Linked DNA regions of Mus musculus: all the other regions are linked to region 1. Evidence: chromatin loops called from intact Hi-C (ENCODE). Cell type or tissue: gastrocnemius. All regions are shown on one strand. Each heading gives the region's core, and the rest is flanking DNA. Links, peaks and the distances in the headings are about the cores only. Region 1 holds the start of Aplf (aprataxin and PNKP like factor). Region 2 has its middle 18 kb from the start of Gm34312. Region 3 has its middle 11 kb from the start of Gkn3. Region 4 has its middle 17 kb from the start of Gm46964. Region 5 overlaps Arhgap25 (Rho GTPase activating protein 25). Region 6 has its middle 19 kb from the start of Arhgap25.

The links. Peaks named below come from ENCODE experiments on the same cell type or tissue, not always from the same donor. Only the 100,000 strongest peaks of a DNase experiment are listed, where the experiment ranks them.
Region 2: it touches region 1 in a loop (6-fold over the local background); 12 of 42 quality-filtered maps call a loop at or near these places.
Region 3: it touches region 1 in a loop (3-fold over the local background); 17 of 42 quality-filtered maps call a loop at or near these places.
Region 4: a loop joins it to region 1, with 3 times the contacts of the local background. A loop is called at or near these places in 12 of 42 quality-filtered maps.
Region 5: a loop joins it to region 1, with 5 times the contacts of the local background. A loop is called at or near these places in 23 of 42 quality-filtered maps.
Region 6: a loop joins it to region 1, with 2.4 times the contacts of the local background. A loop is called at or near these places in 4 of 42 quality-filtered maps.

Annotation. Positions count from the first base shown.
Region 1 is chr6:87,667,752-87,672,684 of GRCm38, reverse strand. It overlaps Aplf (aprataxin and PNKP like factor), which reads left to right and starts at 524. Exons shown (of 10, transcript NM_001372332.1): 1 at 524-825; 2 at 4,198-4,269. The coding sequence starts at 730. It also overlaps E230015B07Rik. In gastrocnemius, for the core only: a CTCF peak has its summit at 2,319 (motif pointing right); DNase peaks (open chromatin) are centred at 384 and 2,313; H3K4me3 peaks cover 1,391 bases; H3K27ac peaks cover 620 bases.
Region 2 is chr6:87,612,631-87,617,563 of GRCm38, reverse strand. No RefSeq gene overlaps it. Among named protein-coding and RNA genes, the nearest start is that of Gm34312, 18 kb to the right of the region's middle. In gastrocnemius, for the core only: a CTCF peak has its summit at 2,564; DNase peaks (open chromatin) are centred at 1,702 and 2,571.
Region 3 is chr6:87,397,152-87,402,084 of GRCm38, reverse strand. No RefSeq gene overlaps it. Among named protein-coding and RNA genes, the nearest start is that of Gkn3, 11 kb to the right of the region's middle. In gastrocnemius, for the core only: a CTCF peak has its summit at 2,766 (motif pointing left); a DNase peak (open chromatin) is centred at 2,764.
Region 4 is chr6:87,618,699-87,623,631 of GRCm38, reverse strand. No RefSeq gene overlaps it. Among named protein-coding and RNA genes, the nearest start is that of Gm46964, 17 kb to the left of the region's middle. In gastrocnemius, for the core only: no CTCF peak of the experiment used is centred there; a DNase peak (open chromatin) is centred at 2,084.
Region 5 is chr6:87,463,796-87,468,728 of GRCm38, reverse strand. It overlaps Arhgap25 (Rho GTPase activating protein 25), which reads left to right. Exons shown (of 11, transcript NM_001037727.2): 7 at 743-816; 8 at 2,135-2,256; 9 at 3,032-3,228. Among named protein-coding and RNA genes, the nearest start is that of Bmp10, 37 kb to the right of the region's middle. In gastrocnemius, for the core only: a CTCF peak has its summit at 2,326 (motif pointing left); a DNase peak (open chromatin) is centred at 2,309.
Region 6 is chr6:87,549,427-87,554,359 of GRCm38, reverse strand. No RefSeq gene overlaps it. Among named protein-coding and RNA genes, the nearest start is that of Arhgap25, 19 kb to the right of the region's middle. In gastrocnemius, for the core only: a CTCF peak has its summit at 2,114 (motif pointing right); no DNase peak of the experiment used is centred there.

The sequences.
Region 1 (4,933 bases), core at 368-4,367:
TTTGAAAATAGAAGCTCCACTGGCTGCAGATCCATCCCCAAATGAGTATGGGGCGCCTGCACAGGAAAGTTAATGACCCTCTTGAGGCTGAACCCTAAAAATCTAAGTCCAGACATACTTCTTGGAGTAGGGAAGACAGTCCTGCCACGGAGGCCTTATTCTAGCCGAAGCTGTCTCCTTATGGAAGAGAAGGGGAAGAAGCAGATACACACATCATACTCCATTGGGAAAAGAACATCCCCCTGTTGAAGTCACAGGGCCACGGGCCAGCACTGTGGTTCATTTAAAAACTCAGGCCAACCCTCTCCTAAGGCCTTGACGTCAGCACTACTCTAGCCCCACCCCTGCCCAAGCACGAATCAACCTAGGCGCAGAGATGCGCGTATTGCCTTCTGGGATTGGTAGTTTTTCCATGCAGTCTGTACTCCGGAAAGGAGCCGAAGGGAGGTGTCAGGAACTACAAGACCCAGCGTTCCATGAGTCCTGTGAGAGGAAGTGCTGGAAGATTGTGGGTGTGCGTTCCAGTTTTTAAGCTGTAGTTTGGCGGTCTGTTGACAGGTATTCCCTGCACGAATCACAGGCTCTCAAGGAGTGGGGATTCCGGAAAGGGAAGAAGCACACTCACCAGGAAAGGAGCCTCGGGTTTCACACCCCTTCGGGCCATGCCCAGCGTGCCTGAGGGAGGTGGCTACGAGGTATCTCCTGGCGAAGGAACCTTCTCTTACCGCCATGCCTTCGGACTTCTTTCTGCAGCCTCTGGACGGCGGTCCCCGCGTGCCCGTGGGGCCGGGGCAGACTGTGATAGGCCGCGGGCCGCTGCTGGGAGTAAGTGTGGGAGGTAGTGTGGGCGTGGGCAGCCAGAGCTTGCTCAGCCGAGGCTGTCTCTTGTCTCCTGAGCTTGGGAACTCCGCGTCTTGGCTCTGCTTGTCAAGATTTTATAGGTTTGGGGCAGTAGGTTTTCAAACAACGTTAGTCAAGTCCCAGACATTTCTTTTTGGTGCCTGTATGGTTCGAGTATGGACCGAGTTAACATCATTAGCCTATCCAGCTGGCAAACGAGGGCCAAATCCAAGTTGAGCTAAGTTCGGGTTGTAAGATGTAAAATGTAAACAGACCAACTAAACAAAACCGCTGCTAGTATTTAAAGACGTATAGTACTCTAAAGGTTAATGTGTTGCATGTTGACCTACAAAGCTTACAATATTTACGGTACTGTATGAGCCATAACAGGGAAGGTTAATCACCTCCCTTAAGCTAACTTCTTTTATCTCCTTGCCTTCTCTGCTGGGCTGGTGGGCCTTACCAATAATAGCAGTATCCCTTTTGGTAGTATCAGTAGCTGTCTTTAAGTTGTCTGGGTAGTGAACCAGTCATTGTTCTAAAGAGATGACTTTAATTTACTACTTCCAAAACTTTTTGAGTTAGGTGCTTTTTATTAGCCTTGTTCAAATGAGAAAGTTGGAGTATAAACTGGTCATTTAAAGGTGATACATGTACAAATGGCCACTATGCTATATATTCTTTACCCTCTTTGGGAGGAGTAGGAACCAAACCGTTTGCAGTTTGCACTATGAAATTATATTTGGTGGTATTAAACCATTTAGCATTGCCACAAGACCTATCATTTACAAAGGCCACTCTAGAGAACCTGGCGGTCGAGTTGAAATATCACAAGGGAGAGATGGGCTAGCCATTAAGAGCCTGGAATTTATTACAGAGGACTGGCTTCCCAGCACTTATGTCAGGCAATTCACAAATGCTTGTAATTCTGCCTCTCTGGGCAATGTACACACATGCATATCCTAACATACAGGTATACATATATAGTAAAAAATAAAATTTTAAAAATTCACAAAAAATTGTTTTTAAAAATCTCTGCCATTATTTTCCACCTGAGTGGTATTTTCTGTGTTCTTACTGCCCTGTTTCTTGGTTTCTTTTCTCTTTGTTTTTCCCCATTATCATAAGAGTTTTGTGCTCCAACATAGATTGTTGGATTGGTGTTTATGTTTTTATGAGCATGGTAGTTTTGTAGTTTCCGTTTCCGGGTTGTGCTTTAGATTTTGATATGTTTTGCTCTAGCTGTTGATTCTTGGAGGGTGTGTTGATATGTTAGAATTTAGGTTATCTTAAATATAGTTGCCTTTAAAGAGAGGGTCTCACAACATAGCCTGAGCACCCCTTGAACTTGCAGTTTTCCTGCCTCACTTCCAAGAGCTGGGGTTACAAGCATGTATGTTCCTAACAAAACCACGTTTTTTGGGGGGAGTGTAGGGTGGTGGTAGTCAAGACCCGATGTTAGTAATGAAATAAACGATGTGTCCACCAGAGGTCGCACTATGCTTTTGTATTATTCATAATACCCCTTTCCTCCTAGTGTTAGGCACACTTAAAAGATAGATATAAAAGATCTATTATTGCTTATAGTTAGTGTATAAAAGGAAAGAAGCCTAAGAAGGACCATTAGAGGAACCATCTTGCTATCTCATGACTTTATCCTGGCATTCCTCTGATGGTTAGTGAGGTACCAATGAGGCCTTGATGCTCAAAATGTGAATAGGACCGGCTTACTCTGAGCTGCCATGATTTGCATGTCTTTGATTGCTTCTGAATTACATGGGTCTAGTCATGTGACTGTTTTCTCACATAAACCACCTGTGCTTATTAGTTAGAGCAAGGATCTTGAACACTGGGTATTCTGAGAGGGACCACCCAAGTTACCTACATCCGCTGGGCTTTCAGGACCCATATATGTAGAATGAACAGTAGCCACAGTAGCATTTGGCGAGTCTCAGTATGTAGCTCAGCATGTGGTGATGCACATGATAAAGGCAGTTCTTAGTAACTGCTGCTGACTGTGGCCCAGTCAGGCACACATCACAGAACATGAAGGAGTCTCTCAGCTGTTTTTTTTTTTTTTTTTAAAGTTTTATTTATTTATTATATGTAAGTACAACTGTAGCTGTCTTCAGACACTCCAGAAGAGGGCGTCAGATCTTGTTACAGATGGTTGTGAGCCACCATGTGGTTGCTGGGATTTGAACTCTGGACCTTCGGAAGAGCAGTCGGGTGCTCTTACCCATTGAGCCATCTCACCAGCCCTTTTTTTTTTTTTTTTTTAAAAAGTTAGGATATTTACTTCTTTGAAGTAGCTATATTTTAAATGAAGTTTTGAAGACTTTTTTTCTAGAAATTAACTTTTCAAATTAACTCTTTTTTGTGAAGAATGACTTTTTGTGGTCCTCACACTGTGGTGAAGCTGTGTGTTTCAGATTATTAAGTGTGGATTTTGAAAAATAAGTACCTGTTTGTGGCAGTCTCCATGTTCTTGCAGCCTTACTGGGCTTGACTTTAGACATTTCTATAGTATGTTTTGAGAGAGAACGTTGGTTCTGCTGTATGTCATGCTTAGTTTCGAGTACTCGATGGTAAATGAGCCAATCGTAAGGCAGGTAGAGTTGTTGCTTTAGAGGTTTCTCTTATGTGTCAGACCGGGCTAAACAAGTTAATCTCAACTATTATGTTTACTATGAGGTAGGAAGGGCAGTAGTGTTCAGCATTTAAAATATAAGCAGTTTGGAGTGTTGATGTGGGTAAATGATTGTGAGTGTAAGTTGACCATTATTAACTCAAAACAGGAAGTGATTATATTGAAGACATAGATGCTGATCTCTTCTTCAATGTCAGAGTTTGGTTTGGGCTATTCCCCTCCCCCCCGTTTATTTTTTTTAACTGCCTCATGTGGTCCTCATAAGCAGTTTGCTTATCTGCGTCTCGCTGTGTGGTATGGTCACACCCTTCAGAGTTACCACTTAATTTAAGACAAGCTGAATTTTTATATTTGAAATGTTTCCTATTACATATTGTTTCCAGTACATATTGGATATACTTTTCTTGTTTGGTAGATTGATTAGTAGGACTCTTGTGTAGGTGTGTAGGTGTGTTTCATGTATGGGAACTGGAGGGTTTGGGGCTGGATAGACTGCAGGCTTTTATAGTATTCATTTACTCTTTCATGACTTTGGTAGGTCTCCTTTCTTCATCATTTCGTTATCTGTTAAATGAGGGCAGTTATTTGATATGCAGTTTTTGAGTTAATAATACATTTAATGTCTAGCCTACTAATTTCATATGCGTGGCTAAGGGTTTGCTTATTTTTCAGGAGGTGGCTATACTTGACATTTTTTTCCTTTGTAGATAACAGACAAAAGAGTATCCAGAAGACATGCCATTCTTGAAGTGGTTGATAGTCAGCTTCGAATCAAGCCAGTGAGTATATAGACTTATTTTATCCCTTTGCCTCTTGTCCTTCTAGCAACTGACTGGAGAAACCTAAGGCTTGGAGATAGGGAATTTATGTCAGAACCCATTCTCCTGATACCCGCAAGCTAAGCGCCTAAATAGTAACTTATTTCTCATAGGACAGAGCTGAATCTGAATGGTTAGATTTATGGAAGATGATTGCCTCTGTGTAAATTGTAATTTTGTTCACAATTTCCATAAGGATACCTGTAATGTGGGTAAGTATACGTCCTGCGTAAGCGAGCTCTGATCCGTGGCACACATGTGAGAAGGCATGTGTGTCTGTAACCACAGTGGTGAGGGGAGCTGAGACACTCCGTGTATCTGCAGCTTGCTGGCCAGCCCGCCGAGCTAACAATGGTGAGCTTAGGTTCAGTGAGAGTCCCTGTCTCAAGAGAATAGGGAAGAGTGTAGGGGAGGGTGTGTGCAGTGTGCCCCTCCCCCAAACAAGGGAGTGTCTAACTAGGCAGTGCTTGGTTTCATGCATCAGATGGGATAGTGAATGGATTCACTCAGTGTTACAGGATTATACCAACACATTTCTGCGGCTCTCTGTAGAATTGAGTGTTTGTAAACTGTAGATTTTATTCAGTTTCATTGCTTTGTAGGTTGCTTTCACTGGAAGCATTTT
Region 2 (4,933 bases), core at 306-4,305, 55 kb after region 1:
TTTAATACGATATTTTGTTACAACTTTATTTTTAAAATAACTGGGGTGGGGAGAGGCACTAATTTCAGAGGGATGGTTTGGATAAAATAATACCTCTTTACAAGATCCCTGTCAGTTGTGGGAGTCGGCCTGGGACTCCTTGTGGCTCTGTTAGCAAACGACATGCCCGTCCCCCTCACCTCCGCTGAGTGGCTACCAGGGCACTAAGCTTGTCTTTTCCCAGTGAGCCTGGACTGCTGAGACTGGGAGGCTGTTCCTGGCTGAGGAAAGGGAAGGGTAAAGGGTAGACTGAGGAAGGAAGGGGCACAGGGGCTGCTGGAGGTCATTCCTCCCCTAAAATATCTCCAGCAGATGGCCACATCTAACTGTAACCCTTCCACAGGAGCTATCATTCTGTAGGAGAACTAGATTCGGGTGCAAAGGTCTAAATCTCAAGGTGCTAGCTTCAGATGGGTTCTCCTTTGGAGGCTCGCCACTGATTATAATAAATGAATGTGTAACGTGGATCTTGAGCCTCAGAAGGGAGGGTGAGTGTTACTGAGGACATTTGCAGATCTGTGAGGATTCCTGATTTCCTGCTGAGGGCCCTGACCCAACAGGGAAAGCATGGTTGGTTGTATTACCCATGTCACCAGTGAGTTTTCTGAGGGTGAGGGTGGTCTTTATTCTCACGTAGTACTTAGCCCAGTGCTGGGTACTGATCCTATTCACAGCCAACAAAGACCAGGTCCATCTGCTAAGTGATAGATTCTCTGCAACACCGGGAACGCTGTGAACATTTCCATCATAACCCAGACACCCAGATGACTCAGTGTTAAAAATGAGCTCCAACGGACACACTGAATAGCTCACATGTGTGGGGCCGGGAGGCTGTTTTCAAGCGCGTCTGCAGTGTGGAAGAGAGTGGTAGGAGACCCCAGACCTTCATGGGTGTCAGGTGCATGCTTGGCTATTTAATTTTTAAAGTTTCAAAGCTTTTAGTTTTCAAAGTTTTATCATGTTTATCTAATGGAAGGTAATTTGGAAAGTCAATTTCTTCTATAACTGTATTTCATCAGTGTATCTGAAAAAAATATTAAAGTCAATTGAAAACGTGATTGTTTGCGCCGTAAGTGGTTTATTAAATTCATCAATGGTTAGCTCATTTCCCTGGATTTTCTTCTCAGTAGCTTTCAACCAGACATCAGCCTCAGAATGTACTTCTGTCAGTGTAGTGACTAAAGATGTGCTAGGCAAGAATGGAGGGGCCATCGTCGTTCAGCGTCACCTTGATGGAAGAAGTGGGATGTGCCATCCCTCTAACGACCTCAAGTATAAAGTATCTTCAAAAACGACGGAAGAGGGTCAGTGAGATGGCTCAGTAGGTAAAGGGGCTGTCTTCCAAGCCTACACACACACACACAAATTTAAAAATGTAAAAATATAGAAGAATATTTGTTATTGAATCATGCAACTGAATACTAGGGAAACTACAACGTGTCATAGTTAGAGAACATTTCAATTTTATTATATATAATGATTTCATCTCAGTAACACTAGAGAAAGCAGACAAGCAGTAGACACAGCATACAAACCACGTGTAGCTACTGCCCCGTCAGCCCACCGGGGCAACCCGTCTCGGTGTAGTCTATTCCTGTTTTGCAGCTGCCAAGTTACACTAGCGTGAAATGAACTCACCAAGGTTACAAGGGAAAAATAATGGCAGTGATAGGCTTAGACGGGAGTCACGTGACCACGACTGCTTCCTCATTTGCTCACATGCAGCAGTCATGGCTAAGGAGCGCCATCCCGCCCCTCCCACTCTGAATCCGACCATAATTATCGTTGTGTTCAAGAATGGAATTAGTACTCTCATGCGGACTATACCTCTTCGTGCCTAAACTTACAAAGTGCATGAGGTCTGGTTTTTATCTTGTGCTTTGGTTTTGCTTTAAGGCCCCACTGATATCACTGTCGTGGAGAACTGTCTACTGAACAGAGCAAGCTGCCATAAAATGGTGAGATGGGTGCCTAATTGGCATCGTTCCTCTAGCCATAAATGAAGTATTTTGACAGAGGAAATTCTGATTAGAGACACAAAGGCCCCATTATGGTAATCGCAGCTGATTTCCTGTGTCAAATGTCTTCCTGCTTCTGTTACTGGCAGTGACTGACAGCTGGCTTAATCAAATTCAAGCACTGATTGCTTGTCTTGACCTTTACTAAGAAACAAAATTTTGAGTGCTGGACATAAATGGGGTGTTTAATGTGGGGAGAATAATGTGTGCATTGCTTTTGGCAGCCAGGAGATCTGATTAGCTGTGCCATCTATATCCCACTCCAGAGTGGGATGGGGTGTGGCTGGGTAGTCGCGGGTCTCATTCAAGCCAAGCAGGCTGGGCTCTGGTTGAGTTAAGGAGGCCTGTAGCTAACCACTGCTCTCAAGTGATTCCCAAGCTCATTTATTTGACTCATCCCAGTAGGTTACAGTTTTCTTTGAGGTGGATGAGTTGAACAAACTACCGTTTTCCTTCCTTTCTTTCCCCCCACCCCCTGCTTCCATATGTGCTCTCCGCGCCCTCCCCTGGGAGGACTGGGTAGTGCAGCAACTAAACTGCCATTCCCTGCCCCAACCCTCACCCCTCTGCCAAGTGTGGACTGCTAGTCATTTCAACCTTAGCAAGGATGAGGCCAGAGGACCTTCCGTGTGTCCAGCGTATGCTTGTTACCTGATCTTACTTGTATATCCAAAGTCATCCTTATGACCCATCTTTCATTCACTGTGTGGTCTTTTAAACTCCAACATATTTTCTTTTTCGTTTTCAAGACACGGTGTTACTGTGTAGCCCTGGCTGTCCTTGAACTTCCTCTGTAGACCAGGCTGGCCTCGAACTCATAGATCTCCGCCTGTGCCTGCCTCCCGAGTGTTGGGATTGAAGGCGTGCGCCACCACGGCTCCGCTCCAGCATATTTTCTAAATTCCTTTATTAAGAAATTGCTTGGGAGAAAAGTTTCCCCTGCACATCGAGGTTGGCTTGGGTATTCCAGAACCTGCCCGGGCATTTCCTGTACCCGGTTGTCATCTACTTTGACATCTCCTCCGTTCTCTCCTGGGAGTGGTGAGTTAAGTCTGTGGGTGGCAACCCTCCTCTGTGAACAGAATCCAAGAAAAGTAACCAGGAGTTGCAGAAACGTGTGTTCCGGAGCGCAGGTGCGCACATGACTCCTGTGCAGTCGGCCTAGCCGCGCGGACGCTTTTGAAAATACATATTTAATAACTGACAAAATGAATTATATTTTATTAACAGACTTGTAAAACTGTTGTATTCAAACTTTTTCAAAAATAAAAACGAAAACTTAACTATATATGTACGTACAATTTATGGAAATTGCATCTTCTGACGTAAGATGACATTAGTCATTTTATTCTTTGTACAGATTCTTGTACATTAGTCAGTTTCTTAGCCTTATCTGTTTTGTATTCAATGAGTATTTTACTGAAGAATACATTTAAAAAATATATGGCCTTATTTTTATATCTTCATAGTTGCCATGTATGGGAAATCACCTCGAAATCATTTTACTTTTCTTTGAAAAACACAAAGTTGCCAGTGGATAAAGAGCCTACTATAGATGCAGGAGTATCCAGTGACCTTAGAACAAACTTTGCTAAATAGAGCTGTCCCAAATGTATTTAGTTTTGCATTGATAGGAGGCTATGCCAACTCAAACATTTTTATATTTATATTTATATTTATAGGCCGCTATCTTGTGCCTCCACTCAGGCTGTCTTTCTACCATCTATTTTTATACAATAGACTCATCAAATATATGCTCAGCAAAGGACTGTAGATGCACTAAAAATCATAGATCTATTCAATATCATCCCATTTCAGCACTGGACATGATTATAAATAGGAGTCACATTAAAGTTTCTTCTTGGGGGAACAAAAAGTTTCAAGACACAAACAAAACAAAACAAAACAAAACAAAACAAAATAAAACAAAATGGTAATTTCCCCAGTCTATAGTTACACAAATATAAGTAAGATTAAGGTCCCCTATCAGTGTGGATGCGCAGATATCTCTAGAGTGGTGTGGAGAGTCCCTCGGGAGTGTGCCCAAGGGGACTAGAGTGGGATCATGTGGAAGATCTATTTGCAGATTTTTGAGAAGCCTCCACTTTGATTCCCAGCGACTTAACTAGTTTACACTCCGATTAGCAATGGAGAAGTGTTCTTCTCTATTTACAGTACCTAGAATGGAAACAGCCCAGATGCCCATCGAGCCTTGGACAATGGATAACGGATTTGTGCAATATTTACACAACAGAGTGTTATTTAGATGTTAGGGAAAAGGAAATAAGAAAGTTTCTATGGATCAAGATAATCACTCTGTGCTAACTAGTGTTCTCTTCAGGAGCTTACAACTGCCTGCCGAAGAGAATTTGCTGATATTTTCTCGTTTCCAGTGCATGGCTTTGCAATGCATGCTGTATCCTCTTTGCTTAGTGTCTTCTAAATCCCAGATTGTTTGTCCCTTGGAAGTTGTAGCCAGTCCTGCATTATCTAGCATCAGATCATTACCATAGAGAAAGTGCCTCACTCTCGAAGGCCTGGCTTACAGGCACGTTACTGTCATAGATGTTCCTCTGTAAGCAGTAGGCACTGTGAAATGCTGGCCAGGGTTTTGGCTTAGCTCCTGACACCTGAAGGGCTTTTGGTGTCTCTATACAGGCAATACAGATTAGAATACTCGATGCCTGTGGGAGCTTCCAGAGGGATGATAGAGATCGTTTATTAGTCTCATTACCTAGCACCAAAGAATTTTAGACTACTGGAGGTGACTAATCAATATACTGCTGAGAAAGTAATGACAATGTAGCAAGCACGGCTACAGAAAGCCACTCACCTTTCATTCTGATAAGGATAACCTACAAGTGTGTCTTTTCTCT
Region 3 (4,933 bases), core at 456-4,455, 270 kb after region 1:
CTGCTATCTCAGAGATCTCAGTGTCTCCAAAGGAGTGACCCTCCATTCAAGCTTTACTTACGTTTGTTTTCTTTTTGTGGGGGTTTGTGAAAGTTTAAAGGGAATCAGATAGGTCAGGTTAAAAAGAGGAAAACAGGTTTTCTAATTCCTTCAAAAACTGAGAAGCAGTTGAGATGCCCCTGGCTATCCCCACATTTTTTCCCTTGGCCATCCCTTGTAGTCCAGGGAGGCACAGACCCTTTCATCTCTGAGAATCAGCTGCCCTGACACTTCCGCTTCTCTTTCCAGCCTTTCAGCACCAAACACTGGACATGCATTCCCTAGAGCTCACAGCAGTCTCCACCTCACACAACAAGTGGCTGTGCATCCCAAGCACACACCAGGCTCCTTCCAGAGCAGTTGAAGATTCCAGAGGCAAGCCGTTTCCTCTGCTTATCACTGGGGCTTTTTATGAGGGCTCGGACGGAAACCCTCGCAGTGCACCAGCTGCAGGGACACACACAGCTCTGGGATGTGGCATTATCTGGGGTTTCTCCAAAGAGGGAGGCCCTATGAGGGTAGCGCCATTCAGAACTGCCTTTACTCACCCACAAACACCCTCTGGGTGACCCCACTTGTCATACTGAACCAGGAGCCTGCCTGTGGATCCCGACTGATATACTCTAGGGACGCTTGGCCTCCACCATCTGGCTGTCAGACTATCTGAAAGAGGGGACCCCAAGAAACAGAATTTCCTCTTGACTTTCCTGCTGGCAGAGGAAATGGCTGGATCCCAAGACATTCAGAGGTGGAATTTCTCTCCAGGGTAGAGATTTACAAAGTCAAGCTCAGTGTGGGATGCTGGGCCTCTTGTTCCTCTTCCCAGTGCCGATGCATTAAATATTCTTTTCCTGCTTTTTCCCTATTAATTTGGCTTATTGAGGATGGGTGACAAGACCTGGCTTGATATGGCACAAGCAGTGAACCCCAAGTCCTGCAGCAGATCTCTGCAGTGGAAAAACAGATAAGGCTGGCCTTTGCCCTCCAGAAAGATGTGATAGACAATTAAAACATGTGCATAGTATTTTGGGGTATCCAGAGCTGTCAGACTGACGGGGACCAATGACAATCAGGTCACACTCTGGATTAAGGCTTTGTGTCAAGGCTAGGGAGCTGGCTATCGGTAAAGAACCTTCCAGAAAAGCATGAGTCCCATCCCTGGCACCTACCGAAGTCCAGGCTTATGACCACAGTGCTGATGGGCAAGGGGTGGAAATGAGCGTCCTGCAGCTCACCAGCCATCTAGTCCAGTCAATCAGTTTCAGGGACAGTGACACTTCCTGTCTGAAAGATAATCAGGAAAGTGATGCAGGAAGATGCCTGATATCCATGGCTGGCCTCTGTCAGATACATGCACATACATGTGCTGTACATCTCTCTCTCTCACATACACACACACACACACACACGAAGATGCCTGATATCCATGGCTAGCCTCTCCATGCTCTATATGGGTGTATGTGCACAGACACATGCACACACATGTGCTGCACATCTCTCTCTCTCTCTCTCTCTCTCTCTCTCTCTCTCTCTCACACACACACACACACACACACACACACCAAACAAGAGATTTCCTCATGCCTGTCCAGCTATGAGTTATATGCAGCCAAGGTTAGAACTGAGAACTAAGAGGAGCCCTGGTAGCCCTCGTGAGTTCAAAGAAAGAGGAACAGCCCGTAGAGCTTTTCACAGAGTGCCTTCTGGGTCCCAATATTGCAGCTTGCTAATGGTGTTCTTGAACAAAGAATATCTTCTTGGGAGGGGAGCATAACTTTTAGACTTAGTTTCTTCCAGAAGTCTCACCACCATTGGCCTTATCAGGCAACACTGGGGCTTCTAATTCCTCTTCTTAAGGCTACAGGAAGTCAAAACACTAGGTGCTGAGAGGCATGCCCAAAGGTCTAATTTCCTCAGTGACTTTCTTTAACAGCCTTCCTGTGACTGGTGATAGAGAGGAAGTGGCAGCCCTGAGCTGCTGCAGACAGGAGAGCTGCCTGCAGATGCTTGGAGCTTATTCTACAGCTTGTCTTGAACGCATGCCTTTTGTCCCCCGGGATCAACAGATGCTAATGTTCTGGTCCTTTGAGGCCCCTCAGAGGCTCCTTATGAGTAACCCAGAAGGAACCAAGATAACTACTAAGGACATTTCCTTGATGTCTATCAACAACCCTCCCTAGCTTTTGGTGTCCCAGTTTCTCACGTAGCCCAGTGACTTCATCTTGAAACACTAACTTACTTTGCTCTCACCCCCACCCCTCCACACACACAATACAAATACTTGGTTAAAGGATGAATTGGGAGGGGAGCTGAGGCTCATGGTTAACAGCAGAAGGCAGATGAGGATGACAGCCTGAGGAGGGAAGACATGGGTGTGAGGTACACCCTAAAGGTTGCCTGCCCAAGCTTAGTGATCCCATGACCCGCGTCTCATGGGGAGTGGGGCTGTAAGCAGCTCCATGAAGGGAACAGTCTGGTTCTGAGAAATTATTTTCCTGTTTGCTTTGAATTTCCAATTCATTTCACTCCTTTCAGATGCTAAAGCTGACAGGGGCTCTGCACTGTCTCCAGATCCTGAGAACCTTTCCTGGGTTCTCCTGTTCACCTATAAAATGAAGGAAAATCACCTGCTCCTTCTATCCCAGGAGAGACCAATGCACAGTTGCAGTTCACTTTACTGCGTTTCTCAAACACTCCTAAGGAGCGGCTTGCTCCTGCGCCACCTGGTGGCCATGGGGAGAACGGCATACTACTGTTAAGAGGAAGCGTTCTGCTTCCAGGAAACATCAAATTCACAAGTAGAAAATGATCTGTTAATTCTCCCCCATGTTAATTAATAAATTCAATGTATTGTCAATCAAAGATCCTGGATAATGTGCCCTAAAAGTCATATGGGGATAGTGAGCAAGAAGAGATGAGACAACTTTGAAAATAGGAAAAACGGGGGAGAAAAAAAAAAACAGTATTTGGAAAACTATAGTTACAAAAATACTACTGTTATGAAAATAGACCAAATATTGAAGTAACACAATGGAAACTGGTCAGTCAATGTGTATGTAGGAATCAAGCATGCAAAGAAGGTAACATTTAAATAAGCTGGGAAATAATTATATTTATAAATAGTATTGAAATAAGGCTGTCCATTAAAACCTAAGCCACACACTTACAAAAGTAAATCCTAAATAAGTTATATTTAAACTCTACAATATAGATATATAGAATTAAAGAAAAATATTTCATAAATAGAAAAGGCTTTTACAGGGCTGAAGCCGTGGCTCAGTGGTTACGATTGCCTGTGGCTCTTGCAGAGGACCTGAATTCAGTTCCCAGCATCCACAGTGGGCAGATCCCGACTGCCTGCAACCCAACTCCAGGACGTCAGATGCTCTCTTCTGTCTTCCACATGCACCTGCACACACGTGTGATGCACACATTCATGCGCACGCACACACACACACACACACACTCACAGAGAGAGAGAGAGAGAGAGAGAGAGAGAGAGAGAGAAAGAGAGAGAGAGAGAGAGATTGACGGAGAGACAGACACACACAGTGAAATAAAATAAACCTTTTTCTAAAAAAAAAACTAAGAAAGTGTTTTCAACAAAAATTTTAGTAACCTTAAATAAGATCATTAATTACATCAAAATAGAAAACCTTCTGTGTAATGAGCTAGGAACAGTGTGGGTAAAGGCTTTCTGTGAATGAAGAGGGGCATCCATCAACTGTCCTGGGTCTTTACGGAACAGAGACACAGGAGGACGAAACAGATCTCAAGAATACCAGCACATGCACACACCCACCACACACACACACCTCTGACACACACACACCCGACACACACACATTCCCCGCGGCATCAGGAAAGGACAGTGTGATGAAATAAATGTGATCCTGCTTACATGAGACACAGAAACACTTCAGACACATGGACACATGTGAGAATGTGTGTGCCTATAAGTACATGTGTGTAATACGTTCTGTTAACCAACCATGGTGGTAGCCTCTCAAGAGCGGGTCATCACCAGGTGCTAACGAAAAGGAAATTACCCTGTGACTGATGTTTTAACAGGGAGCATCCTCTGTGCAATTAGAAATTTGCCTAGAGGCAAAAACAATTGCTGTCATAGATGGTATGTTTAAAAGAAAAGACATAATAGCTCTAATGTCACCTGTTCTTGCTAACATGACCCCACCCCCTCCCGTTAACTTTCAAATGCCAGAGCCAACCTCTGAAACCAGCGTGATGGCGCCCAAGGCCGGCTTGTCACTGGGATCCCACACGGCTTCCTAGTCAATTCTTAACCACTCCCACTCACTTTGTACTGCAGAATCGCACTGTACACAGGGCTCGTCCAAGAGTTGCAAATTGCACATGGGAAGTCAAAAGGGAGGAAGGGTGGTAAGATGGACAAGGGAAGGAAGAGAAAGGAGGAAAGGGGAGGGAGGAAGAGAAGAATGCTCTATAGAACATGTTTGATCTCAGTAGTAGTTTTGTTAAGACCGGGGAAACAAGGTATTGAGGGGGTGCTGTCATTCCCCACATAGTTTCAGTGCTCACCCCCAGTTACTTCTGGGCCTTCACATCTCTTGGAAGCTGGTAAGAAGAGGATGAGAGTGAAGAAGGGGAAGAAGAGAGGAAGGAAGGAAGGAAGGAAGGAAGGAAGGAAGGAAGGAAGGAAGGAAATGAGAGAAGAAGAGAGGGAAGAGGAAGAGAGAGAAGATGGGGAGGGGACAGAAGAAGGGAAGCCACAGTGTGGAAGAAGAATATGACTCAAGCCATGTGAAAACAGGGACTGGTAAATGGGGGGAACGTGGAGGTGAAAACAGGGACTGGGAAATGGGGGGAACGTGGAGGTGGAAACAGGGACTGGGAAATGGGGGGAACGTGGAGG
Region 4 (4,933 bases), core at 325-4,324, 49 kb after region 1:
ACTCCTTTGTCATGTGTCCTTTCCTGTGTCTGCTATAGCAAAACATCCTTTCACCTGTGTTTGCTTCAGGAAAACATTCTTTCCCATGTCTGCTTCAGCAAGACATCCTTTCACTGGTGTGCCCCAGCAAAACATCATTTGACGTAACTGACTTTCCAAAGAAACCAGAAGTTTTCACTTCAGGAAGCAACCTAAATTGTCCCTCAGTGGGAGTGAGGAAAAGTTATGTATAAAAATGATAGCACTAACTCAAGATGAATTCACCAAGGTGAATGATGAGTCAGCATAATTGTATGCACAGCAGTTATCTGTATATGTATTTACATATTAATAGAAAACAATGCATGCATAACTGCTGGAGAACTGCTCTTCCAGTAAGGATGGCCATAGGAGGGCAGGCCCTAGGGGGAGACGATCAGATTCCATGTACGTACTAGTATTCTGACTGAATCATATCAAAATGTGTTCCAGTAACACTTGTGCCCCAAATATATGTTTCTGGGCCTTACATTTGATTCTGCAAGCCATCTCAGGATGAAGCCCTTGGAGACCAGATAAACTGTTATTTCTGGTAGCACAGAGATGTTTCTATCAACAAACCGTTTGGCTAAACAGGACTGATGCTCCCCACCCATCCCCTGTGGGGTTCCACTAAAACATAGAACAAAACCTCTTTAACCGTTAGAATTTTAGGAGATTTTATGGATTCCTGGAATATTCCTCATTACAGGTTAAACAATGACTTCCCTGGCCCACCTCTGGTGCCTGGACTTCCCTTGTAGTCCTCAAATTCCAGGAACTTTCAGCATAGTCTTGTAAGGCAGTGTTGGGTAGGGAGTTGGTGGAATCATGTGCGTGCATGTGTGTGTGTATGTGTGTGTATGTGTGAATAAGTGTATGAGTGTGTTGTGTGTGTGTGTGTCTGCCTGAGAGGTATGAAGTAAAATAGGGTGAGCCCAGTGAGTGATGTCCAGAAGCCATTGCACCATCTGGAGATTTGCTCACTTTCTGTGATGTTCCATCCCTGTGATGCCATTGAGTGATTGATCACGTTTCTCCTGGATGTCTGGGAGCAGGGACTCTGCCACAGGCTGATGTCACCGGGCCAGCAGTGGACACAGAGTGCTCATCTGTGGAATATGGCTCAGAGGATGGCAGAACTTGGACTGATTACCACAGCACAGCACAGCACAACACTCTCACCTCAGTACTTAGGTAGGGGGTGCAGAATACTCTCTAATTGTATTAATGCTGGTTTAATGAAAGATTATCATCAGAAATCATCTCTTTGGCTTTATAAAACAAGTTATTTTTTCCAAACCTGAGATTAAGCAAAACATACCAAGCTTCCTCGATTACCTGTTTAACTTACCTCTTTCAACTGTGTTGGAAGGTAAGCTAATTGGCAGGAGATAAAATTTAGTTGCTTGGTAGGTCTAATTAAGGGCCACAGATTGATGTCTGATAGTCTTCATAGATTCAGTACTTGTTTCTAAATAACAGTTGACAACTCAAGATGGTGCCAATCACTATATCTAAATATTAACGATGCCACCTGGAAGAGCTGATACTTGCATGGCTTAGCTGTTTTCCATTCTGTATAAAACAGCTTCTGAGAATTAGCTAGAATTTCCTAGCCAGAGTACATGTTTGTTGCTGAGGTAAAGTTAATACGGGTCTTTTAGAATGTCTGACTAACTCTACGTGATAGTCTGGCTATTTACAGAGACAATGTCTAGGAACTTAGGTGGTCATGCAAGGACTTATGAAATATCACCCCCTGAATTCCAAATGCATTCAGGGGCTTCATTAGGAAAAGTTCTGTGGGTCTTCAGAGATCTGTGTGCAACACGCCGTGCCGATGTGTTTAGCTGGCTACAGATTTATGTACAGCTGGAAGCTTCAGCCCAGGGAAGGGCAGTTTTAGATCAAGCACATACTGCAACTAAGGGAAAGCTTGACTCTGAAGTTAGGAAGCAGAACAAAGGCCACACAGGCTACAGTTCTTGGCAGGCTGAACCTTTCCTTAGGGATGTCCTTGCCTACTGCCAAGCAGGCACAAGTGGGACAGGCTCCAGCAACACATGCTAAATACTGGACGGTGAGCCCTGCCTCCCCATCCCTTTCCATACCAGCTGCTTCCCTTCTATTGTGTGAACTTGGCTCTGCACAAGCCCACTCCTGGCCTTGTTCTAAAGCAACTCAAATTCATGTTTGTACAGGGTGAGTAGCCATCTCCGGCCCCAGCCTGGTTATACAAAAATGCAGTAACTAATCTCTTGGGCCCAGAGCCAGATTCGAGCACCAAGGCTGGAATTTCTTAGAGTAGGCAACTCAAAAAAAAAAGAGGATGATGTGAAGTTCCAGGCAGTGGAGAGGAAGGACTATAAGAGTAGTTAGTGTGTATGGTGTATACATGTATTTTTTAAAAATAAATTCTTATATAAAACTTATATATAAATGTATATATATAAAGATATTTATATGTACATACATACACGAGAGAGAGAGAGAGAGAGAGAGAGAGAGAGAGAGAGAGAGAGAATGCATGAGAGTGCTTTCTCTGTCTTCTACGACAGCAGTGGAGTTTACCATCAAGTGCAGGGTAGCAGCATCCCCTCGCCCAGCCTGGCACAGGGCTTTATGGCATTCAGCTTGGATGATGGATAGAATCAAAGGCAGATAGAACCGGGGGTGATGGTTGAAGTTTATTGTCCACTTGGCAGGATCTGGATTCCCTGGAAGGTCAGCCTCCAGGCATCCCAGCGAGGGCTGGTCTCAGTCAGGGAAACTGAGGAGAAGACTCATCCTGAATGTGGGCCGCAGCATGACCTGGGCTAGTGTTCTAGATCACACAAGAAGGAAAAGTCTAGCCAATACCAGCATTTGTGGCTCTCTGCTTGCTGACCGAAGAGGCAGTGTGGCCTCTGAGTCCCTGCTGCTCTGAGTCCTCTGCCCTTACAGAACGACCCCTGTGCAGTGTGATGCTGTTCCCAGGGAGATGTGGGCAAATATCCCACCCAAGAAACGGAATCCACAGTGGGCCAAAGTAATGACACCACCAAAGTCCAACTAGGTGAGACAATGAGTTTACTGAGGCTACTTACAGGAGGACGGATGAAGTGTTTCTTACAGGTTCAGGGATAGTTTGAAGACTCTGCATCACCAGAAGCCCACCTCAGCATGAGTGACAGTTCACAAAGGCTGGACTCCCAGGATGCACTGCACAACCTGCAGCACTCAGAGTCTCCTGAGCACTCTTTACTGTTTACAAAACCTTGGTGATGGAGGGGCCTATGAATCTGGGGAGATTCCAGAGTTACTCACTTCCTAATTCTTAATGAGTCTCTTTTTAGAACCTGTAGAGTCTTTCATGACATTTCCTCAAGGGTGGAATGTTTCAATTTAGAGAAAGTTGGTATGCAAGACCCTAACTGTGTGAACCAAAACCAATCAATCTTTCCTCCCATGACTGACTTTGAATGGGCATTTTGTCACAACATGGCGAGTGACCGAGAGAGAGAGAGAGAGAGAGAGAGAGAGAGAGAGAGAGAGAGCTGGTGCTGAGAACCAGGGCCACTGTTGTAGTTAACTTCACTGAGTGGTTCTTAGGTCGTTGGAGCTGCCTTGTGGGGAAATGTAGACGTGTTTGCCACTTTGGGCTAGAAAAGTTCTTGAATGCTTTCAGCAGAACCTAATGTGTCATTCTGATGGGATTTGGAAAAATCAGAAGAAACAGAAAAATGCAGACTATAGAAGCCAGGCTCATGTGGCTTCAGCAGGGGACAAGGGATCTATCAGGAACTGGGCTAGGGGACATTTTGTGTGATATTTTAGGCGAGAATCTTGTTTCCTTCTGCCCATACCCTGAGAACTTGAATAACATTGAAGGCTGTGGCGTGGCTACTGCTTAGTGCACTATTTCAAGTCTACAGAGAAAAAGAGCAAAGAGTTGGGAAGATAAATTTAGATTTTTTTTTAAGTCTGTTGAAGCAGAAAGGGTATAAAAAAGTTAAAAGTTGAAACCAAGGAGCAGGTTAAAATAGAGACTATAACTGTTAAAGAGAAGGATCCTGCTAAACAATGGGACAATAGCAAATGTGCCCTCCAGGGCAAGACCGAGCTTGTAAAGGGCTCTAAATTGTGAGAATGCAAATTTAGTTGAAAAGAGACATCTTGAACTGAGAGGGTAGAAGAAGGTCCTCTAAACCCTCAAGAGCAAATGTTCAGGGAAGTGTTTGTTCGAGTTCAGGACAGAAATGAACACAGCTGTAGTCTCAGGCATGCAGGCGACATTTCCAGCTGAAGCTGGAGCTGAGCATCTTTTATATAGTGCTGGTTCTTCATGCATTAAAGATGCAAAATTGGAATCAGGTGAAGTCTTGCTCCACAGTTTCTGAGAGCAGCTGAGGCCCGGCTGTGTGTGGCAGGGTCAGAGAACTCCAGTGAGGCTCTCAGAGACCACTGCTGGAAGCTGTCAAGTCAAAGGAGATGCAGGTGAGAAGCCAGGCTGTTGGAAATGCCAGAACCCTGGGATGTTCACCGACGAAAGCTCTGTGCAGAGTGGGGCTGTCTCAAGAGAGATGCTGTGTGGGCTACAAGAGCAGGGTTGGCAGGGCTACTCAGGGTCTTTGGTGGACCCCCATTAGAAGCCCCAGATGCTAGCTACAGGCCTGCTACCAGAGGTTCATGTCTGGCTTGTTTCCAGGTTCTTGGTCCCTTAGTCAAGACTTGAAGTAAAAACACACAGAGCACAAGGTCACAAGAAAACTGTTAATAAAAAGAATTGGTAACACAGATCAGAAAATGCCGTCAGAAGCGGCGTGCATGAGAATGCTCAAAGGTCCAGGTTACTGTTTGTGGCTTCTCATTATGGTGTTCAGGAGGAGGAGAAATTTGGTTGCTAAGGGATGTAGTGACTCTGGTTGCTGAA
Region 5 (4,933 bases), core at 266-4,265, 200 kb after region 1:
GATCACGGACTGCAGGCAGCTGTGGTCCCCAAGGGCAAAAAGTCCTGTCATCCTTTCCCTGGTCCACGCGATCTTTGAATGGCCACATGTGAAATCTGTAGCCATTGTAGAACTTAAGCTGCCCTTCCCAGTGCACGCCTTGCAGCACGGCCAGTCTGGCCTGCTTCCCAGAAGTTCTCAGCAGAATCATTTGCTCACTACTTCTGAGATATTAGGCTGTGGTTTCATTGTTTACTGGATCATTGTATCTCATTCATTGAGAACATTATCACGAGTGTCCGTTATCAGATAGTCCGCACTTACAGGAGCTCTAGGTCAGGAAGGAGGTCAGGAGTGGGTGAGCAACATTACCGAAAACAGACTTCATAAATGCACAATACAAAATATATATGCTAGCTGGGAGTATATCTCAGTCGGTAGAGTGCTTGCCGAGCACGTACAGAGCCCTGGGTCCGATTCTCGACCAGCATAGACGGGCTGTGGTAGCTCGCACTCCAGAGGTAGAGGCAGGAGAATCAGAAGTTGAAATTCATCACTGGTTACATATGGAGTTCAAGACCAGTCTGGGCGTCAACTTTCTGTGAATTCATAGCTATTTCCAAATATTTTAACTCACGAAACTATGGGAACAGGAGAGATAACCAACGTGCTCTTCCTATACAGACACACCAGTGATGTCTCTCTACTCACTGCCGACAAAGGGGCAGTAGGCTTATTTACCAGTGTCAAACATCTCTTCCAGGCTCAGCAGGAGTTGGTGAAGCAGCTTTCTACCCTTCCCCGAGACAACTACAACCTCCTGAGCTACATCTGCAGGTGAGCATCCAGGTGTGGAGCCACAGTTTCCAGCCATGGCAGAGAGAAGTCCCCGTTAGAAGAGGAAGCTTTCTAAGGTCACAGATTCTGGTCCAGAACTGTAGAAGCTCAACTCTGTTTGCGTATTATTGACAGAGGACTCACCAGGGATCCCTAAGAACCTGCACACAGAATACATGTACTCTTCCTTCAGACCTGCCCCAGGTCCTGCAAGAGAACCTGGAATGCCTGTTATCCCTGAAACTACCACCCTGGAAACATTCATTCTAGGCCATCAGTTATAGTTTCCTGCAGTCCTCTGTGGGAACCTACTGTGTGAGGTCCTTTGTGAGGACCTACTGTGTGAGGTCCTTGTGGCGATACCTTACAGGTGGTCCAGCCCAGATCTGCTGTGGTGGACACCTTCACCCCATACATACCTCCATTTTGTCATTTTCAAAAATACTGTGATGTAATTTCCAAGTTGTAAAGATGATTCTGACTTAATCTGGAGACCACAAAGAGACAAGAACTGTGAATAAGGACCAGCACTAGTGCAGCCCCTCGTCCAGTGATGCCTTCCTTCTCTTGGGTGTTTTATCTTCTGATGCATCTTTTCTACTGCAGTGAAACTGCAGGAATGGTTTTATACCCATGAAAAGCATGTCCTTTATCCCAGGATAAATTATCCCGTAATAACTCATAATTTTCATCATTTGAACATACGATTTCTTATTTCTCCTAATTTTTACAAATAAAGTCCTTAAGAAATTAATTTTATAAATCACCTAAATTTTATGATATTTCAGTCTACCCCCTTTGAATGCTTTTTAAAAATATCCAGAATTCCTTTACCTATCTGTTTAGTTGTTTTTGTTTTTCTAACACATCTAAGGATTTCAGGCTTCTAGTGGGTGGAAATATAGTAGAGTTGAGCAGCGGCTGGGAGTGAGAGATGCTCACAGACTCCTCGGTTTTCCTCTCTGGAGACATGGGTGGGATGGGAACTGAGAAGTGAGTGATAAAGGCAAATCAATGAAGCTGTCTGACACCCATCTGAATCCTTAAAGTCACCTCTTTCTCCTAAGCAACCCTTGCTGTGAGATTCTCCAGCTCCAGCCTGCCCCTCCCCCGGCAACTGAACAGTCCACGGCTCCTCCTCTCTCCTTGGTCTGTGAACTTCCAGAAAGTCTTGCAGGCAGAGCCAGTTCACTCCATTCCAGAAACAGGGGAAAACTATAATTCCACAAGTGTACCTACCGCTGGGTCCCGGGAGCACTCAAGCTCTCTCTCCTGGGCACTTCCCATTGTCTAAGATGGGGTTTCCTGTTGCCCACAGATTTCTGCATGAAATCCAGCTGAACTGTGCCGTCAACAAGATGAGCGTGGACAACCTGGCCACTGTGATCGGGGTGAACCTCATCAGGTCGAAGGTTGAAGACCCAGCTGTGATTATGAGAGGTACACAGGCTGATCCTGCAGGGAAGCGGCTTGCTGGGCGTGACAGCGAGAACACTGCCCCCTAGTGTCCGTTTGATGTCCTGCCGCTTACCGAGCTTGCCTACTTGACCTCTTCTGACTTTATTAACATCCCCCATGAGGTCAGCAGTGCAGGAATTAGGTCCCCTGTTCAATGGTCACGGATCGCAGCAGTCTAACCTCAAACCAATTAACTAGTGCTTTCCAGTCCTTTTATGACTTTAACATACCTTTAGCCAAGAAGAGCAAACAGGGTTTTATTTTACAAGCCGGTTTCACAAAATGGTTGCTGTAAAGCTTGGCTGAAAGCTTTCTAAGGTCGTGACTTGGCTCAATAAGCAAAAGTCCTGGCCGAGAAGACTCGTGATGGACGTGGGGAGGAAGTGTCCCTGACACCCATTTGCTTCAGGAGTAATAACAAGACAGACCGTATTGAGGACCACAGGTGAAGAGAAAGATATCACCCCCGTCCCTTGCCTGTTATTGTTACATCTATTGTCTGATAAAAACTGATCCAAGGAAATATAGGTGTGAAGTATCCTCAATGCTCACTGCTTGCCCCCTTATATATTCTCATTTAGACATCCTCTCATTAAAAATATTTTACCCCAAACAATTAAAACAGGTCCCATGAGAGCAAACAAAGCCTGTGGCTTTAGGGCCAATGGGGAAATACCCTATTGGTGGGCAGCAACCCTTGGGTGTTTCTGGGAGCCTGCTCCATGTACCAGCATGGCAAATCTCTTCTTTCTTTCAGGGACTCCTCAGATCCAAAGAGTGATGACCATGATGATCAGAGACCACGAAGTCCTCTTCCCCAAGTCTAAGGATGCACCGATCTCACCCCCTGCCCAGAAAAACGATGCCAAGAAGGCTCCAGTGCCGCGAAGCTCTGTGGGGTGGGATGCCACGGAAGACCCACCCCTTTCTAGGACAGACAGCTTCAGTAACACAGTAAGATGCCTGCTGCCCCACAGACTCCTCCTTTAGTCTGGTCATTCTGAGGCAGCAGTTTGAGGAGCGCGGGGTGATGCTGGGGCCATGTGTAGAGCTGGCAGTGACCTGCCAGAACACATTTGGAAAGCCTGGGCTAGTGACATGTGCGAGAACTGCCTGCAGGCTGACTCTCTGGGTCTTTCCTAAAATCATCTCCAAGACAAAAACCCGGGGAAGTTCGACAGAGAAAATAACTGCAGCATTGCATGTGTCTGGGTAAGAGCTGCTGAGCATTCTGAGGGAAAGTCCAGAGAGCACGGGTGTCCTGCTCATGATGAACGTGATTTCTTCCTCAGAGCAGGGATGTGTCCGTGTAGTCTTTCTCATTCCCTGATAAGCTGCCCCGGCAATGTCAGCCCCTCGCTTGGACAGAAGGCCTGGTGATCACGTTCACAGAGTCGCTAGACTCTGCAGTCTCCAATGGGTAGACTATTAGAGGGCCCCAACTCACAAAGGTCAAATATTTTCATGTATTTACAGGAACAAATGTTTTTTAAAAGAATCTGTAGACTTTTTATAGCAGCTTGCTTTAAAAAAAAAATGGGGCCAAGTAATAAAATTCAAATATCTAGCTGACCAAGAGAGCTACCTATGACTCCGTTAAAGATGGGGGTTGGGGTAGGGCAATAAATTGTGGTGGTTGTAGTTTTGTTTTAGATGGGTTTTGTATGGCCACGGGCATCTTACTAGAGCTCTGAACTGAGTTACGATTTAAAGTTTTGTTAACCAGTCACCCACAGTCCTTGACAGCTAAGGTGTTGCTCCTTCAACAGTAGCCTGTGACAACAGGACAATAGTCTATGCTGAGCAAGTAATCGAATCAGCTCCACACCCCGACTCTGGGGACAATGCAGTGCACATGTACTTTGGTTGAGGATCTGAGGCAAGAGAGTTTGACCAAGGTGTCAGCACTAGCATACTCTAGGGCAGGGCTGCATGCCTCAGGTCCTATTCCCACTGCAAGAACACACGCCACAACTGAAGCACGGGATGGGCTAGGAAATATCCCAGCCCCCGACTTTCCCATCTTAAGTGGGAAATGATTTTTTTTTTCATTTTGTTTTTTTTTTTCTTTTTCTTTTCAATTTGGTTTTATATACAACCACATGGTTCAAAACAAAACAAAAAACCCAAATCATAGGAAGGGATTGGCTGACAAGTGTAGGGCTACTTAGGAGAGGAGAGGTTCATGCCAGTGTGTGGTTGGCGGTTACAGTTCACAGCGGCAGAGAACCCATGGCAGCGAGGGCTTGAGGTGCTGGGCGCAGTGGCTCCACAGTCAGGGAACAGAGAGGTGAATGCTGTCACCCAGTCCCTATTCTCCTTTCTCTTCAGTCCAGGATTGGTTCTGCCCACAGGTAATGTGGGTCTTCCCACCTCTGTTATTCCAGACATTCCTGGCTGCTGCCCCAAGAGGATCGTTTCTATAGTGATTCTAGATTCTGGCAAATTGAATGTCTCCTTGAAGTTCTTTGCTGGCTTCTTCCTGGTCATTGATCTTTTCCTTTCCAATCAGTATACGCTTGGAACAGCACAGGGAGTTGCCAGCAGGAGACCTTTATTGCCTGTGGAACACTTCGCAAAGCTTGCCAGCTTTTCACTTAGCATATGGTGTTTGTGTGGTTTTGTTCTTAATTTTGGAGGTTGTAGAAAGACGTTTCTT
Region 6 (4,933 bases), core at 418-4,417, 120 kb after region 1:
GCTTGCTTTTTAGTTGAGGAGCACATTAGGAGGTGAGTCACCGAGGCAAGGATCACACAGCTAGTTTAGATTTGGAAGAAGTCGCTGGTCTTGCAACTCACCAATCTTCCTGTTACTAAAAGAGGAAAAATCATGGTGTGTGTTATTGTCAGGGTCCTGGGGGGATGGAGTGACAGTTTCTGGGAGAGTTGGTTAATCATAGAGCTCTCAGAAGCACCACCCTCAGGAACCAACACCCTTCCCCCAGCTCAGCCAGGATCCCACAGAAGTTGTAAAGAGCTGCAAAAGGCGGTGCTTACAGCTGCACCCATTCTCTTGGTGAAGGGGTCTACACTATGTATAAACCCACCTGATTTGAGTGTTGCATTTGATGATCTCTGGGCTTTCCCCTGACTGTCACGATGTTAACATTTTACTGACTAGTAAGTCAAGCTAACAGAAAAGAGGTTTGGGCAATGAGCAAATTCGGACAGGAAATGAGGTCACCACTCATGGTTCACCCATTTCTCTCCATATGGCTCATGGCTCTTATGGAATTCCTTCATTGAATGATCTTTCCACTTTGAGTGCTGTAGCAGGGCTTCCTGTAAACATGATGAGCTTTCATTATGAAGAATACATGCTAGTCAGATGAGAACAGAGCCTGGGCTACTTTGTGCTTTCTTCTGGGTCTCCATTTCCAGGCTGAACCAGTCCTTAGTACTGAGTCGGGGAAGTACTGACTGCGGTTCACCAGGCAGGTCTTGTTGGTTGGCCAGCTTGTCAGTTGGCTCCCAGGACTGGGACACTGTTCTTTTTCTTTTTATTAATTAATTTATTTATTCACTTTACATACCAGTCACAGTCCCCCTCCCTCTTCTTCTCCCAGTCCCACTGGACTGGGGCACTATTCTTAGGAAGAAAAATATAGCGTACCCACTCTGAACACATCATGCTATACACACACTTCTGTTTCTTTCTGCAACATCAGACTTTAATGACTAACCAATAAATTCACAAGCTACATTGGTTTGGTTGGCTGCAATTTTCTAAACAGTCATGACTTTCTTTGGTGAATGCCTTTGGCAAATACAGATTCCAATCTTTTTTTTTTTAAGAGTTATTTATTTTATGTATATGAGTACACGGTCGATGTCTTCAGACACACCAGAAGAGGCCATCAGATCCCATTACAGATGGTTGTGAGTCACCATGTGATTGCTGGGAATTGAACTCAGGACCACTGGAAGAGCAGTCAGTGTTCCTAACCACTGAGCCATCTCTCCAGCTGTCATTCCAATTTTAAATACTAATATTAACTCTGAGATAAAGTATTACACATATCAAAGTAATTATATCTACATATGTGTGTACATGTAGGTCACAGGAATAGGAATCATAGGTTGTTGTGAGCTGTTGTGTGGGAGCTGGGAATCAAACCCAGGTCCACTAGAAGAGCAACCAACGCTTTTAACTTCTCACCACTCTGGTGAGGAAGTCCTATAAAATTAATTTAAATGTAGTGATTTCAATTGCACTTGGAACATCTGGTGCTGTTTGGTATTTTCACAGAACCTTTGGGGAAAAGGCATCGTGCTGATGCAAACCATTATCAGAAGAGGAAGGGCAGTGGAGGGTGACTTCAGATATGTCAGGTCAGCTGGTGACCAGACCTGACAGATGGGAGTGAGGAAATGGGTCTTCCTATTGGTGCTCTGTGTCCCATGAGGGTGGGGTGGGGGTGGGGTGGGTCATGGGCTCATACACACACTTGGGTATTTCCAGTAAACTGGAGGGACAGAGAGGAACTGCTGGGGGCGTGGCATCTGATAGAGCGAGTCACAGAGGACTCACCCTGTAGAAAGGTGTTTCCCCAGGGAGGTGGGAACTGAAAGAATACAGTAGCCACTGCTGAGCTCCCCCTTGGCTTAGATGCCCACATGAGTGCTGAAGGGTAGAATGGAAGGACAACAGGGCTTCTGCAGGCTTGAGTGATGCAGTTTGCCATCCCTCATACAGGAAGGACCATCCTCCTTCACCTGGAGTCCTGAGTCCCTCAGAAGTGACGAAGGCTCACTTTCCTCTTTGCTGTGGCACCAATCTGGGAACCCCACAGGAAAAGCACAAGTGGTTGAAAAGTCCAGCAGAGGGAGCTAAGAAGCAAGAGTCTTCTTTCTGTCAAAAATTCTCAGCAGTTACAGCTACAAAACAACAGAAAACCTTTCTCTGCACGGTTATAATCTGCAACAGGTTTAAGTCAGCCCAGAAGTCCCGTAATTTGGCCAGTGCTCCCGTGGCACTTCTGTTCTGCTTTGCCAGGCTCTCTTCCCTGAGGGTGAGGAAGACAAATGCAACATAGGTCAGCTGATGTGGACATCGGCCCTACCTCATGAGCCTCCTTGGAGACAAAGAGAATAGAATTCAATTGAACTTTGGATTATGAGACTGAAGGACCAATGCATTTCTCATCTTGCTCTCCCCCTAATAAGTTAAACAATGGCTTTCTTTAAGCTAATAGCATTATGCTTTCTGAGAGATGCTTCATTGGAAGTCTTGTGACAAGGCTGGCCATTCAGATCTGTAAAGGAGGCAGCTAGTTACACAGAATGCATCATATGAGTTGATTTTATGATTGGGTACAAACAGTCCAGTCAATAATTGAGACATGAAAAAGGAGAATAGGATACAGAAAATATGGAAAGATAATATTGTGGCTGTAAGCAGAAAGGGAAACACTCTTTTTTTTTTAAAAAGACATGGTTTGAACTATAAAAGAATGTTAGAAGAAATCAATGAACAGAATACATTAAATTCCTGGGTGAATGGAATAATAATGATAGTTTTGGACTAATGGAGGGTCTACAGATTCATTCCTGGGTATTAAGTGTATGATTACCAGAGCCTAATGGAGCCTAAGTAGCATCTGAACCAGTCTCTGCTCCTCAGATTGTAGGAAAATAGCGACTATGGAGAGAACGTGCCTGAAAGCAATTACAGTGTTTTTATTTACTCACTGCAAGCTCTCCCAAGAGGGCACATTTAGCTTTTTTAGCTAGTTATATGGGTGAACTCCAGCCCAGGGGCTCTCAGAGTCGTTCCCAATGAGCACACAGTGAACTATTAGCCATCAGTTACTTCTAGCCCTGGTGACTTTGGCTACAGTGGATGTTCCACCCTGCAGGCTTCTAGACAGGAGCCTCTGCAGCAGGTAGATGACAGGGCCTTTCAGGTAGGTCACACTCCTCAGTTTGACTGGTGACCTCACTGGGTTGCAGCATGTCTGCCCCCTACAGACTTGTTATACCAGCAGGAGTCAGATAGGATGGAACTGCCTTGATACACTGGTGGAAACATCTTCACACTCTTTAGGAACTAGCACTGCGTGGATAAACATCCAGCCCAATGTAGTAAGGGTTTCCTCTGCAGCCTCCGACTCCCGCATCCCTGTGAGCTGTCTTGACCACTCATGTCACACTTGAAATTTAGCTTCTTAGTTTCTACCACAACAAAATGATTTGCACAGGTTGCAGCCTTCCTTGTCTTTTTCAGAAACACCGTGTCTTTCTCCCTTTCCTTCCCTGTTCCTGGTGTCACAGGGGTCCAATGCTACTCCCTGTTTGCGGGTTATTCAGCTCCCTCTCAAAGCCTGGCGCTGATCTTCATGGTGGATGTGGGAGACCTAGAGGTGAACTTTCCCTCTAGATGTTCTCAACATATTTTTCTAGTAGGGGCATGTGTCTTTGTAAGATAACGTTTGGTAAAAGTCTTTTTTTTCCTTTTTTAAATTTTATTTTAATTAGGTATTTTCTTCATTTACATTTCCAATGCTATCCCAAAAGTCCCCCATATCCTCCCCCCCCCCCACTTCCCTACCCACCCACTCCCACTTCTTGGCCCTGGCGTTCCCCTGTACTGAGGCATATAAAGTTTGCAAGTCCAATGGGCCTCTCTTTCCAGTGATGGCCGACTAGGCCATCTTTTGATACATATGCAGCTAAAGACATGAGCTCCGGGGGGGTACTGGTTAGTTCATAATGTTGTTCCACCTATAGGGTTGCAGACCCCTTTAGCTCCTTGGGTACTTTCTCTAGCTCCTCCATTGGGGGCCCTGTGATCCATCCAATAGCTGACTGTGAGCATCCACTTCTGTGTTTGCTAGGCCCCAGCATAGCCTCACAAGAGACAGCTATATCAGGGTCCTTTCAGCAAAATCTTGCTAGTGTATGCAATGGTGTCAGCGTTGGGAGGCTGATTATGGGATGGATCCCCGGTCAAAATTTTCTCAGTTTATTAGAATGAGTCTAACTACATTATTGGTACCTTTGTAAGAACACTTGCTCTGACCTACAAAAGCTCCACCCGTATCTTTGGTCTTAATGTAAAGAAAAATTCAAAGAAAAGAAAAAAAGAGAGAAAATTCCTTAATGTGCACTACAAAAAAAATTTTTTTTCTTCTCCCTCCCCCAACCCCCCTTCCTAGGCAGGTAGGCAGTGTTTCTCTGTGTATCCCTGTCTGTCCCGGAACTTGCTTTGTAGAACAGCCTGGCCTCAAACTCAAGAGATGCCCCTGCCTCTGCCTCCAAGTGTTCGGATTAAAGACGCGCAACACTATGTCTGGCTACAAAAGCATTTCTAACTAAACAGATTAAAAGAAAAATCTCATCAGACATAAAATGGTGGCAGAGTGTCTTTCTGCTTTCCTTCCTTTCCCACTGAGGGTCTTTTTCGAATACTTCAGCATTCAGCTGCTTTGTTGGTTAAACAGTGTCCCTGTGTTTAGGAAATTGTATCTTATATCTTGGGTATCTTAGGTTTTGGGCTAATATCCACTTATCAGTGAGTACATATTGTGTGAGTTCCTTTGTGAATGTGTTACCTCACTCAGGATGATGCCCTCCAGGTCCATCCATTTGGCTAGGAATTTCATAAATTCATTCTTTTTAATAGCTGAGTA